Linked DNA regions of Homo sapiens: regions 1 and 3 are each linked to region 2. Evidence: chromatin contacts called from ENCODE Hi-C data. All regions are on one chromosome and are shown on one strand. Each heading gives the region's core, a stretch centred on a gene start or an enhancer-like site at or near the end of the contact. The rest is flanking DNA. Distances are from core to core; before and after follow the strand shown.

The links. Hi-C counts contacts between places; a loop is a spot of excess contacts on that map. Pooled maps may share reads with other maps.
Region 1: a map of naive thymus-derived CD4-positive, alpha-beta T cell shows a loop between it and region 2 (25-fold over the local background). The contact joins the promoter of HDHD2 here to the promoter of ARK2N in region 2. A Hi-C loop is called at or near these places in 1 of 168 maps with a recorded cell type or tissue (naive thymus-derived CD4-positive, alpha-beta T cell), 2 of 37 single-sample maps with no recorded cell type and 11 of 50 pooled maps.
Region 3: a loop to region 2 is called in a map of dorsolateral prefrontal cortex, with 5 times the contacts of the local background. The contact joins the promoter of ST8SIA5-DT here to the promoter of ARK2N in region 2. A Hi-C loop is called at or near these places in 1 of 168 maps with a recorded cell type or tissue (dorsolateral prefrontal cortex), 5 of 37 single-sample maps with no recorded cell type and 4 of 50 pooled maps.

Annotation. Positions count from the first base shown.
Region 1 is chr18:47,147,945-47,152,062 of GRCh38, forward strand. It overlaps HDHD2 (haloacid dehalogenase like hydrolase domain containing 2), which reads right to left and starts at 2,556. Exons shown (of 7, transcript NM_032124.5): 1 at 2,434-2,556. RefSeq lists an enhancer at 1,965-2,024.
Region 2 is chr18:46,172,010-46,175,721 of GRCh38, forward strand. ARK2N (arkadia (RNF111) N-terminal like PKA signaling regulator 2N) reads left to right here and starts at 2,025. Exons shown (of 5, transcript NM_145055.5): 1 at 2,025-2,321. RefSeq lists enhancers at 1,599-1,648, 1,969-2,228, 2,259-2,308, 2,909-3,038.
Region 3 is chr18:46,755,215-46,759,318 of GRCh38, forward strand. ST8SIA5-DT (ST8SIA5 divergent transcript) reads left to right here and starts at 2,229. Exons shown (of 3, transcript XR_001753434.3): 1 at 2,229-3,245; 2 at 3,583-4,104. ST8SIA5 (ST8 alpha-N-acetyl-neuraminide alpha-2,8-sialyltransferase 5) reads right to left here and starts at 1,839. Exons shown (of 7, transcript NM_013305.6): 1 at 1,164-1,839. The coding sequence starts at 1,294. RefSeq lists a silencer at 1,422-1,811.

The DNA of each region.
Region 1 (4,118 bases), core at 1,306-3,805, 980 kb after region 2:
GATCACTATGACCTCTCTTCTTGTCCAAAACTTTGTTTTTTCTTTCTTTTTTTTTTTTTTTGGAGACAAGGTCTGACTCTATCTCCTAGGCTGGAGTGCAGTGGCACTATCTCTCAGCTCACTGCAACCTCTGCCTCCCCGGCTCAAGCCATCCTCCCACCTCCGCCTCCCAAGTAGCTGGAACCACAGGTGTGCACCACCACGCCCACCTAATTTTTGTACTTTTAGTAGAGACGGGGTTTCACCACGTTGCCCAGGATGGTCTCGAACTGGTGAGTTCAAGTGATCCATCCGCCTTGGGCTCCCAAAGTGCTGGGATTACAGGTATGAGCCACCAAGCCTTGTCTGAACATGTATAATACTCGTTACCTGAACTACAAGCTGGTATTTGATAAAATGTAATTGTAAAATACTAATATAACCCTCAAAATAACTATAAAGGCTTCAAAGGTAGTGCCTGATTTTGTTTATCTTGAGTCCATACCCATCTCCCATAATCGGAACAAATTACATGGGACACCCCTTAGAAGAGCCATAAACCACTGACAGTGGTACATATTCAATGCAAAGAAGAAAAGCCATATTCTCTCATCCCAAGAGGAGAACTTCCAGATACTTCAGAGGACATCTGGGCTTGAATATCACTGGGGCATCTCAATCCAAGTCCTTTCACCCTCAAAGGTGCTCTTTCCCAGCCATCCTTATGAGTGGTTGGCAGCACCATCAATCCAGACACCAAATTATGTCAGTTCTACTTCCTTTACAGTCTTATATCCACTTACTTCTCTTCATCGTTTTTAAAACTACCTTTTTGAAGTTGGAAATCAACTCTCATCTAGACTATTTAAACAACTTCTTAATTGTCCTCTCTACTTTGCATCTCCTATTACCAGCCCTAAATTATTCCCTACAATGCAACAGTGCAGTGGTTAAGGACAAGAACAAAGGAGTTGTATAAATTTATAGCCTGGGTATACATCTCCACTCACTAGCTGGGTGAACCTGGGCAACCTTCTTAACCTTTTTGCCTCAGTTTCTTCATTGCTAATGTAGAAATAATAACACAACTCTAATGGTTGATAAGAGGATTAAAGAAAGTAATACCTATAAAGAATTGTGAATTGTGTCCCGCTCAGAGAAAGGTTGGGTTATGTATGTGGAGGGCTGGGAGAGAGAAGCAAGGAGGGAACATTATGGATATATCAAGGGCTACAAAAATCACAGGATACACATGATGCAAAGTTCTAAAGCATTAGTATAACTTGAGGATTTGAGAAAACACATCTAAATATATATTATGGCATATTATTCAAAACTTGCATACTTACAACAAGAGATTTTAATACAAATTTTCCCTTGGGAAATTGGGGCGCTACAAAACATGCCTCCTAAAACCCCTGGGAAGTACAAATTTTCTTTCCTTCCCTATATGGTTCCAGACTTTTCTGGAACCACTGTAGGCATTCAATAAATGACGGTATTATTCAGCCACTCCCCAGTTAAAACTCTTCCAGTGACTCCCCGCTGACCTCTGGATAAAGTCTGAACAATGAACACTGGTGGACAGAGTCCTGGTTTACCCTCTCCAACACATTTGTCTCTACTAGCACCCAAGTTCCATGGTACTGCAGGCGGCCAAGAGCTCTACACTTTGCCTCCCTCGTTGCGGGACTTTTGTCTGCAACTACTCGGGCCCCTCTACACCCTCATCTCCTGGCCAATCCCTTTAGCCCTCAGTCTCTGATAACCATCACTTCCTCTGGCGTGCCTCCTCTGGGTCCAACTCCTTTTCTCCCAGAGTTAGGCTAGGAGCCACCTGTGGTCCTACTACATTTACCACTGTCCTGGTTACCAGCCCGCGCCTCTCCTACTAAACTGTTAAGCTCTGTGCATAAGGGACTGTGTTGCCTTTCCCACTGGGTTATTTAGGCGTTCAATAAAGATCGTGAATTAACTCATGAATCCCGGTGTCCACAGCTGGAAGGCCCCAACAACAAACTCTTTCAGCACCAACTCAACTTCCATCCCCCCATCTCTTGGCTGGGAAGGGGCCTCAAGACTGGTCACTGCACTCGGTTCTAAACCAAGTACCAGGGCCTTAAAAACGCCAAACTGACCAGGAGGGACGCTAGCTCCAAAATACAGCCCAAGAGCACGCTTCGAGGAATGACTGACACACTAGCTTCACGATCCGCCCCGCAGAGACCCACAGCGCGCCTCGCGCCCAGCTATGCGCACGCGCGGGGCCACTGCAAAGAGGGCGGTTCCGACGCGGAAAACAGGGAATGCGCACAGAGCAAGAGCGCACGGCCCGGCTCGAGAGGAGGGGCGGCCTGGGGGCGCCACTAGTAGTTCCCGAACCCTGTCACAAAATCTGCAGCCTCCCGGCCCCAATTGCGCTTCTTCCTCTTCAGTCCTACAGCGGCTTCTCACCCACACTCCGTACGCCGTCCTCAGGAAAGGCCCCCGCTAATGGCAAAGCCAGCCACCCGCACTGGCCGCGGGTCCTCAGCCGGGATAGACAGCCCCGCTGCTGCCCGACGGACGCCGGAAGTTGGGCCCTGGCCGCGCCGGAAGCCCCGGATTTCCCGGCTCCGCCCCACCCCTTCGCCCGGGATTTCCGCCGAGGCGGTGCAGCTACCGCGCCGTGTTGTCCTCTGTCTGCACCGCCGCTGACGGAAAGCTAGGCCCTTCTGGAGACCCGCTTTCCCAAGGGCGCGGCCTCCTGGGCCGGGATGCACGAGGAAAAATAATCCCCTGCCTTTCTTCGGTAGCTGTTTTCCAGTCCACAGCACCACTGCTGAACCGAGCGTTACTGAGTAGCGTTCTTTGCCTTCACCCCTCCCTTCCTCTACCACTTGTCCACTCTCGAGGTTTAACTAAGAAGTCATACTTTACTAGACAACCCAATCTCAGAAGTCGTCATTTCCCCCTTAGCTACTTGAATAGTACCTGGCACCTCTTGCTTCCTCCATTAACTACTCCCTCGGGCAGCGACGTCCCTCCTTTCCCTCTTCTCTCCCGATTAGAGCCACTACGGGCCGTGCCTTCCTCTTCCACGGGAGCTCTATCTTGGTACACCCAGAACCACCTCCCTCCCTAACCCGCTGCCACACTCGTGGGGGTCTCTACCTGTCTCCTCTTGATCCAGGTAAGTTATGTGGACCTGAATAATAGAGTACAGAAAAGTCACTCTTATGCACTCACTATGAAAATGACTGAACAACTTTCTGGAGCCGTGTTGACATAATAGGATACTCACTCGGGTTACACCTTATACAAGGGTTATACCCCTTGATAAAACCACTGCTCTGTCCTTGACTAGGGACCCATATATGCCACCCGTATGCCACAATCTAACACCCCCACTACCCAAGGCTGCAGTCAGCCCTGTTAGGAGCTGTGACCCATTCTGTCCCTTGGACTAGGAGCCATCTGCTTTTCCTCCCCACTGGATCTGAAGTTTTTTTGTCTTACTCATATATGCTAAGTTTAAGTTTTCTGTGTGAGGGTCTAATTGGTTGAAGGAAAAAGGATTTGGTCCTAGTTTCCCCTTATGAGCCAGCTGTCTTTGACCAGATTAAGACATCACCAAAGGATTTTAAGTGGGTAATATAAGAAGTGTATTTTTCTAAATGCTTCCTCTGCCTGCAGTATGAATAGATAGGAGAGATGCCAGAATGGGTGAGACCAGATAAGAGACCCACTGCAGGGCCACAAGAGAGATACTTGAACTAGAATGTGTGGAAACAAAGCAAAGAGGATAAATTCATAGGAGGCAAAACAGAAACTGGTGACAGATTAGATTGGGGTTAGGGAGAAGGCATCAATTATCAGGCTCCAAGACTAGGCAATTGGGTAGTGTAACTGATTTTTTTTTTTTTTTGGAGACAGGGCCTCACTCTGTCACCCAGGATGGAGTGCAGTGGCACAATCATGGCTCACTGCAGCCATGACTTCCCAGGCTCAAGGGATCCTCCTGCCTCAGCCTCCCCAGACAGCTGGGACCACAGGTGCACACCACCACAACTGGCTAATTTTGATTTTTGTAGACAGGGTGGGGTCCCACGATGTTGCCCAGGCTGGTCTCAAACTCCTGGGTTAAAGCAATTCTTCCA
Region 2 (3,712 bases), core at 775-3,274:
GTAGGAAATTGACTTATTGGTATTAAACAGGAGAAGGGGCTGGGTGCGCTGGCTTACACCTGTAATCCCAGCACTTTGGGAGGCTGAGGTGGGTGGATAACCTGAGGTCAGGAGTTTGAGACTAGCCTGGCCAACATGGTGAAACCCCGTCTCTACTAAAAAACCAAAAAATTAGCTGGGTGTGGTGGCGTGCACCTGTAATCCCAGCTACTCGGGAGGCTGAGGCAGGAGAATCGCTTGAACTCGGGGGGCAGAGATTGCAGTGAGTCAAGATCGCGCCACTGAACTCCAGCCTGGGCGACAGAGCAAGACTCTGTCTCAAGAAAAAAACCAAAAAACCAAAACCAACCAACCAAACAAAAAACAAAGAAACAACAACCACAAAGCAAAAAACAAAAAACAAAAAACAGGAGAAGGACCCAAGATGGTATCTCAGTAGTCAGGGTCCTACTTCAGTATTTCTGCAGCATTGATTAGATCAGACTGTCAAGGAATCTTTTAAAAACTCAATGTATTAGTCCACATTCATTCATTTCCAGACTGAAAGTTGTGATCTTAGTGTGATTTTTCCTTTTCTTTTCTTTTTTTCCTGAAATAGGCTGGGCTCTTGTCACTACCCCATAACCTCTCAAATCCCTTGAGGACTCAGGTAGCAGAAAGTAAATAAATGAATGAACGAGTGAAATAACATACACGGATAAACTACTTAGCTAGCACACACTACGTTCTCTGTGATTCTCAGTGAGGCAGTTGGTGGCTGTGGTTAAGAAAGTAAGCTCTGCCTGTGTTGGAATCCAACACTGCCACTTACTTGGATGTGTCATCTTGGGCAGGTCACTCTGTCCCTCAGTTTCCACCTTTGCAATTTGGGACTAGTAACGCCATCCAACTCATAGGGTTGTTATGAGTTGTAATGAGGATTCAGTGGATTTAACCCATTTAAATGCAAGGTGCCTGGTATAATAAAATTATTTTCTTTTCTTAATTTATTCTTGTAGTTGGGGATGAAAAACTCGCACTCCTGTAGGCAGTCAGAAAAAATGAGTGAAGTGGGGGAACTAAGGGGCCTGGTCTGAAGGGGGAGACTGATATTTAGGGGAGTGCGGACCCAGTGGTGTGAGATTTTCAGAATCTCCTCTTGACGGGTCTCATCCGAGGTTCCAGCACAGCTCTGTAAAGGTAAAGACCGTTTACATTTTCCTCCTCAAAGCTTTATTATTATTATTTTTCTTCTCAAAACACTGCTTTGCTTTGGGGGAGCGCGGGTCCTTGGCCAGATCTTGAGTCTTGAGATATGTCTTCAGCATCTCCTGCTCCTCCTTGGGAAACGCTCCACCCGCCAGTGGGCCTGCGCCCTCCTCCCCTTCTTCGGGGTTCGGGTCCACCTCGTTTCCCCCACCCTCCCCAGGGCTGACTGCAAATCGGAGGGCGACTGCAGAGGCGGAATTCGGGGCAGAGCGGGGTCTCCCCAGCGGGCCACGTCCCACCAGCAGGTGGCGGTCGATCTGCAAGGCCTGCAAGGTGCCCGGACAGAAACTTGAGCAGATATTGGTGCCGCTGCCCGAGAAGAGCTCAGCCGAGTCTCCCCGAGCCCAGCTATCGGCATCCGCGAAAAAGCGGGGAGAGAAGGGCACGGGCTCTCCGCTGGAGCGACTCTGGGATTCAGACACCGCAAGCTGCTTTCGGAAGGGCTTCAGGAGGGGGTGAGTACTGAGCAGCGCACAGAAAAGGGAGCGCTGTCCTTTGCTGAAGGCATTGTCCTTGGCTTGCATTGAGTGGCTTTCCCACCCCCCGGGAAAGACATTTCGGGAAGGTGACGGTCTCAACAGAAGGAGGGAGCGCGGGAAAGAAGCCCGGGGAGCCGGCGCCTTCACGCCCCGCGGTCTGCAGCGGGAGGAGCGCGGGTTCCATCGCGCCAGATGGCGCTGTCTGGCTTTTCTCGGGCCTCGGGCGCCAGTCTCCAGAGGTCTCCGGCGCAGCTGCCTCTCTAGCCGGCCGACGCGGGCTCTGTGTTTCCGGGCGGAAGTGAGGCGCCCAGCGGAACGGCCTCTGGTGACATTTTCTTGGGGGCGGCGCGGACGACTGAAGGGACTTGGTGGTAGAGGCTGCGGAGGCGGCGAGGTTCACTTTGGTCCCGGCAGGGGCTCTGACCGCGACCCACTGCTCGCTGCCGGGGCTTGTTCCGAGGAGGAGAAGGCGGCGGTGGCCGTCGCGTCCTGAGTCACCGCAGCGGGGAAGAGTCCCGGCCGGGGGTTCGGTGCGTGCCCCGACGGGGCGCGCGCGAAGCGAGCGAGAAGGCACGGAGTCGCCGCGGAGCGCAGGTGAGGCGGGAAGGGGCGCAGGGCCGCGGCCTGGCTACTGGTCGAGTTGGGGGGCCCGGGTTGCGTCCCAGGGAGGGGTCGGGGCGAATCGGAGGGCTGCGGGCCGCGGTGAGGGCTCTGCGGCGTCCGGACGCTGGGGTCCTAGCGGGCCTGGCTGGTGGGCGCCGGGAACTCGCAGCCTGGATTGCCGGCTGACGCTGGGGCATCGCACCTCTCCGACCTCCTTGCTCGTCCGCCGTTGGTGACCCTAGCGTCCTCCCGGCCCGGCGGAGTTGGCTCCGGCACTCCAAGCCCCCAGACGCTGGGGCCGGGTTGAGGCGAGTCCTTTTCCGGGGGTGCTGAGGGGAGGCTGGAGGTGCCGCAGTCCCCGGGCTGCGGGGGGAAGCGACTTCACGGCCCTGGAGTTGTCTTCACGCAACTTTCCGGCTCCTAGGCCCGCGGGGGAAGCAGTGGCGGCAACTCCGCCAGCTCCGAGAGTAGGGGGTCTGGCGCCGACACCTGCCCCTGCAGCGGAGAGCTCCGGCGCCGCGGCCGCAGTGGCCTTGGTGGAGGGAGAAAAGGCTTTCTTATAGGCTTGGCGCCGCCTGCCTCTCGGCGCTTCCACTACCTTCGGTCGGCAGGCGCCTCCAGTCAATGCGAGAGATGTGTCAGTCTCCAAAATAGACCGCTTCTGGGGAGTTTGTCAACTTTATTTCAAAACCGGCGAGGATGTACACTGACGAACCCGTGTTAAAGACTATCGCCTTTACGCAAGCCATTCATTCTCACTTTAAAATTGTCCACCCCCCCGCCCCGACCCCCGTCCCCGGCAGCCCCCATCACAAAATTGATGCTCACAGGTTGAAGTAGAGAACATCGGTACGAGCCCTACCAGATCCTTGAGCAGTTTCTGTTTGGATGGGTTTTTCGTTTTTTGCCTGACCTTTTGCTTTCTGAATCCTCTTACCCAGTAGAATTAAAATCCTACTGATGATACTTCGTCAAGGTTGGACCTCTTAATTACAAAAACATCTGCCAATTTTGCTTAGGCTTTTATTGTGTAGTATTGGGTACATGCTAACAGAATCACTCCCTTTCTTCTCTTGGGATATTTTAAGGATGGAAGCTATTAACTTTCTAATGTAGTTTTGCTGATCTTGGCAATCTAGATTCCTCCAGTAATCAGAGCATTGCCTTTTGGTTTAACAAGCATTTTTAGAGGCCTACAATTGATAGTTACTGCCTGATGTCCTGAGGAGTCTCAGGACAAAAAAAAAAAAAACACATGGTTCAAGCAGTTATCCTGCCTCAGCCTCCCGAGTAGCTGGGATTACGGGCACGCGCCACCACGCCCAGCTAATTTTTGTATTTTTAGTAGAGACGGGGTTTTACCACGTTGGCCAAGCTGGTCT
Region 3 (4,104 bases), core at 979-3,478, 580 kb after region 2:
CGATCCTCACCCTCCCACCTTCGTGGGCAGCCCAGATTGGGAGCACCCATACCTGATGTATCCACCTCACCCAAAGGATGAGAAGAGGGCTGTTTCGTTATGGGGAAGTTTAGAGAAGAAGGTGGGATGCTTACTTAGCTAGAGAGACATTTATTTTCCTATCAACCTAGGGGAGGGGCGGTGAGAGTAGGGAGACACTAGCAGCAAACTAAAAAACAGCCCAGCAGCTAGGAGAGAGGGCTCTTGCCAAGAGAGGCTCTGATATGGGTGTATCCTAGAGCAAGAACCTCCCCTAATCTCTCAAACCAGGCGGAGGAACCCCAAGTGTTTCCTTAAGCCAGCAGAGCCGGCAGAAGGAAGTGGCTGGCATTTCAGTGTATCTTCTGCAAATAGAGAGGCTGAGGCTGTGCCCGAATTGAATTTCTGAGTGACACCTCCTACTGCTCTTTCTCTTGGAGTTTAACCGTGGATTGGGGTGGAGTAGGGGGAGAGCCCAACGAGGGGTTAACTTATGCTGCAGCTCTGACCTTTTGCGCTAAGGATGAGAAAAAAAAAGCCATCTGTTTCAGAAGGAATCAGGTTGTTGAGTTTCACAGATCCAGTGGCTGTGGGATTGTAAGACTTCACTATCACTATCCCTGTCGCATAGCCACAGCCCACACTACCACCCCCACCGAACCCGAAGCTCCTGGAGGGGAAAATGCTTTTTCTCCCAAGGGTCCTTACGAAAGTTCAGGACTCGCGAGGTTATAAACAAACAAACAAACAAACAAACAATCGATACGATTTTGAGCCCTCCGACCCCGGAGTCCAAACAAATGGCCATAGAACTGTGGGTCTGGAGGACACCGCTCCGATCCATGCGGTCTCTCCGGGTATTAAATGGATTTATCGTCAGCCTGGTTGCTTGGAATTCTATTCTGTCCTTCATTTTTCACAGCGGAACAAAGTTGTCTGGACCCTCCAGCCAGCGCTGGGCAGAAGCAAGCAAGGATGCTCTTGGAAACGCGGTGGCCCAAGCCTAAGCGGCCATGCTCGGGGCTAGGAGCGGACCCCACGGCCACTCACCCCGGGGCGCTGCGACCGAAGCTGCCGCGGCCACTGCCACCCGGGGGCTCGCCGGCCGGCTCCGCGCATCCCGCCCTCTCAATGGACTTTCTTACCTCTTAATGTAGTTCCTGCCATACAGGATCTGTTGCAGCAAGGTCACCAAGGCAAAGGCGCAGATGAAGATGAAGAGCAAAGTTCGGCTCCCCAACAAATCCCGGTTGGCCGAGGGGTCCGCGTAGCGCATCCTGGCTACCGGGCGCCGCGGGCGCGGGGTACGGGGCGGCCAGGCAATGACTCGCGGGGTTCCGGGGCCCCGGGGGGCGCGCGGCCGACTTGGCGCCTCACGGTGCGGTCAGGCAGGCGGGGGACTTCGAGGGGCAAAGTTTCTGGTTGGCGCGGCCGGAGCTGGGGGCATCCAAGCGTCGCAGGCGCTGGGGCGGCAAGCAGGACAGGGCCGGTGGCAGGGAGCTCTGCCGCGGCCAGGGGCCTTCCCCACCCCCGGGTACCTTTACCTCCAGGCGCCGGTGCCGGGTAGCCGCCGATTTCCCCGCGGAGGGGAGACGCCAGGTGCCACGAGCCGGAGGCGGCCCCTCCCGCCGAGGTGGCGGCCAATGGGGAGCAAGACCCGGGCTCCGTCCCCTGTGCGCCCCAGCGCGCCGCGCATCGACCCCTCCAGTCCGGCGCCGGATCGCGGTTGCCCAGCGCGCTGTGCCCTGCCGGGGGCGGGCCACGTTTGATCTCCGGGCCCGCAGCAAGGGATCGCGAAGGTTGGCCTCCGGTTCTGCCGATAGGGACGGGGGGAGGGGGCGTACAAAACACCCGCGCAGTCTGGCTAATGATAGGCGGGCCGTGGGGAGGGGGAGGGGCGGAGCGCAAAACGCCGGGTTTGAATCTTGGAATTAAAAAGAGGGCAGGGGCTGGGCGCGGTGGCTCACTCCTGTAATCCCAGCACTTTGGGAGGCCGAGGCGGGCGGATCACAAGGTCAGGAGTTCAAGACCAGCCTGGCCAATATGGCGAAAACCCGTATCTACTAAAAATACAAAAAACAAAATTAGCCAGGCGTGGTGGCACGCGCCTGTAGTCCCAGCTACTTGGGAGACTGAGGCAGAAGAATCGCTTGAACCTGGGAGGCGGAGGTTGCAGTGAGCCGGGATCGCGCCACTGCACTCCAGCCTGGGCGACAGAGCGAGACTCCGTCTCAAAAAGAAAAAAAAAGAAAAAAAAGAGGGCAGGAAGAGGAAACAACAGTTGCGGAGCTGGACTTGATGGAAGGGAGCATTTGCGTGCGGCGCGCAGGGCACTGAGTCACCATCGTGGCCGCGTCCTCGCGCTCTCCTAGCGATTTCTCCGGAGAAAGCGGAGCAAGGTCAGCCGGGCAGCCCTTCAAGGACGGCGCGCCGCTCCTGCATGCTGATGGCCTGCGGGGCTGCCTGCCCGTGCCCCGGCGCCCAACTCCTACAAGGAAGAAATTCAGGGGCTCCCCGCCCCCGCCACAGTCCTCTTCCCCCTCCCCAGCTGCAACTCGGCAGCCGTTCGTCAAAGACCCTGTTGTCACCGAGACACTGGGACCTTGTCTCATCCTTGGAACCACTCGTAAATCTTAGGTCAGGCAGCCGGCAGCCTTCGGGGACCACAGTCCCCCCAAAGCTTTAGGAAGCCAGTTACTACATCCGGAAAGATTCGTGCTTCAGAACGCAAGCCAGGGAGAATAATCACAGAAACGCAATGCGAATGTCGTGCCTCTCAGAAATTCTTAGCCTGAAATACCGTCCCCACCCCCCAACCCGGCCAGGCGACAGTCCTGTCATCCTAACACCGCAGAGGCTCCAAGCGCTGGGAGTCGTGTGCCCGCGGCGCTCGCCACTGAGGCCGGTTGGAAGATTCTAGGGTGCCCCTTCCCAGGTTCCAGCAGGCACTCCGGGATGTTCTAGAGTCAGGCCAGGGATTCAACAGCGAACCTGACCGAAACTCAAACCTCAGCACAAGAACTTTGATGGGGGAAGTGCCCAGACTCCAATACTCTCGACCTTGGCATTTAGTAGTTTCTTCTTTGAACTGGAAAGATCAAATAATGCACAGTAAAATCTCATGATAAGGGTTCCACCAAGAATTCGGGATTTGTGTTAATTCATAAGGCAGAAGTGGCCCCTGTGCTATCCATGAAGAGTTTCTGTATTTCTCTGCAAGGTCACAGGTAGGCTTTTTTTTTTTTTTTTTTTTTTTTTTTTTTTTTTTTTTTGAGACGGAGTCTCGCTCTGTCGCCCAGGCCGGACTGCGGACTGCAGTGGCGCAATCTCGGCTCACTGCAAGCTCCGCTTCCCGGGTTCACGCCATTCTCCTGCCTCAGCCTCCCGAGTAGCTGGGACTACAGGCGCCCGCCACCGCGCCCGGCTAATTTTTTGTATTTTTAGTAGAGACGGGGTTTCACCTTGTTAGCCAGGATGGTCTCGATCTCCTGACCTCATGATCCACCCGCCTCGGCCTCCCAAAGTGCTGGGATTACAGGCGTGAGCCACCGCGCCCGGCCACAGGTAGGCTTTTTAACCAATTAAAGAAAAACTCCAACATTTAGAGGGCCCATTATTATAATAATTCCTGTATTTGTTTGCTGTCTGGCACATAAAAACGTGCTTCACTTGCATATATTAATGAATTTTCACCTCCTAGCCCCTGGCTAACCCATTTTACAGCTGAAAGGACTAAAGCAACAGATGCCCAAAGTAACTCACCTAGCAACAAGTCTTGGGATTCTGAGATGAGGTTCTTTCTCCCACACACACAGGCAGGCTGGCTTCTTGGGAGTGGGACTTGTTCATTTGTCCCCACCACCACCATTGATTTTGACTGATTGCTCCACTCTTGCTGTCTTCAAACTTTTGAACAAGGGGGTTTGCATTTCTCTTTGCACTGGGCCAAATTATGAGGTAGGTCCTACACACAGGCTCCAAGATGACAGTACTAATTTTTCACTAATTTTTCTCTACTTGGTGCTCAAGTGTAGAGTTTGAGGGGTACTATCATCTTCACTCCAGGCAAGGCACTGTTGTTTCTTT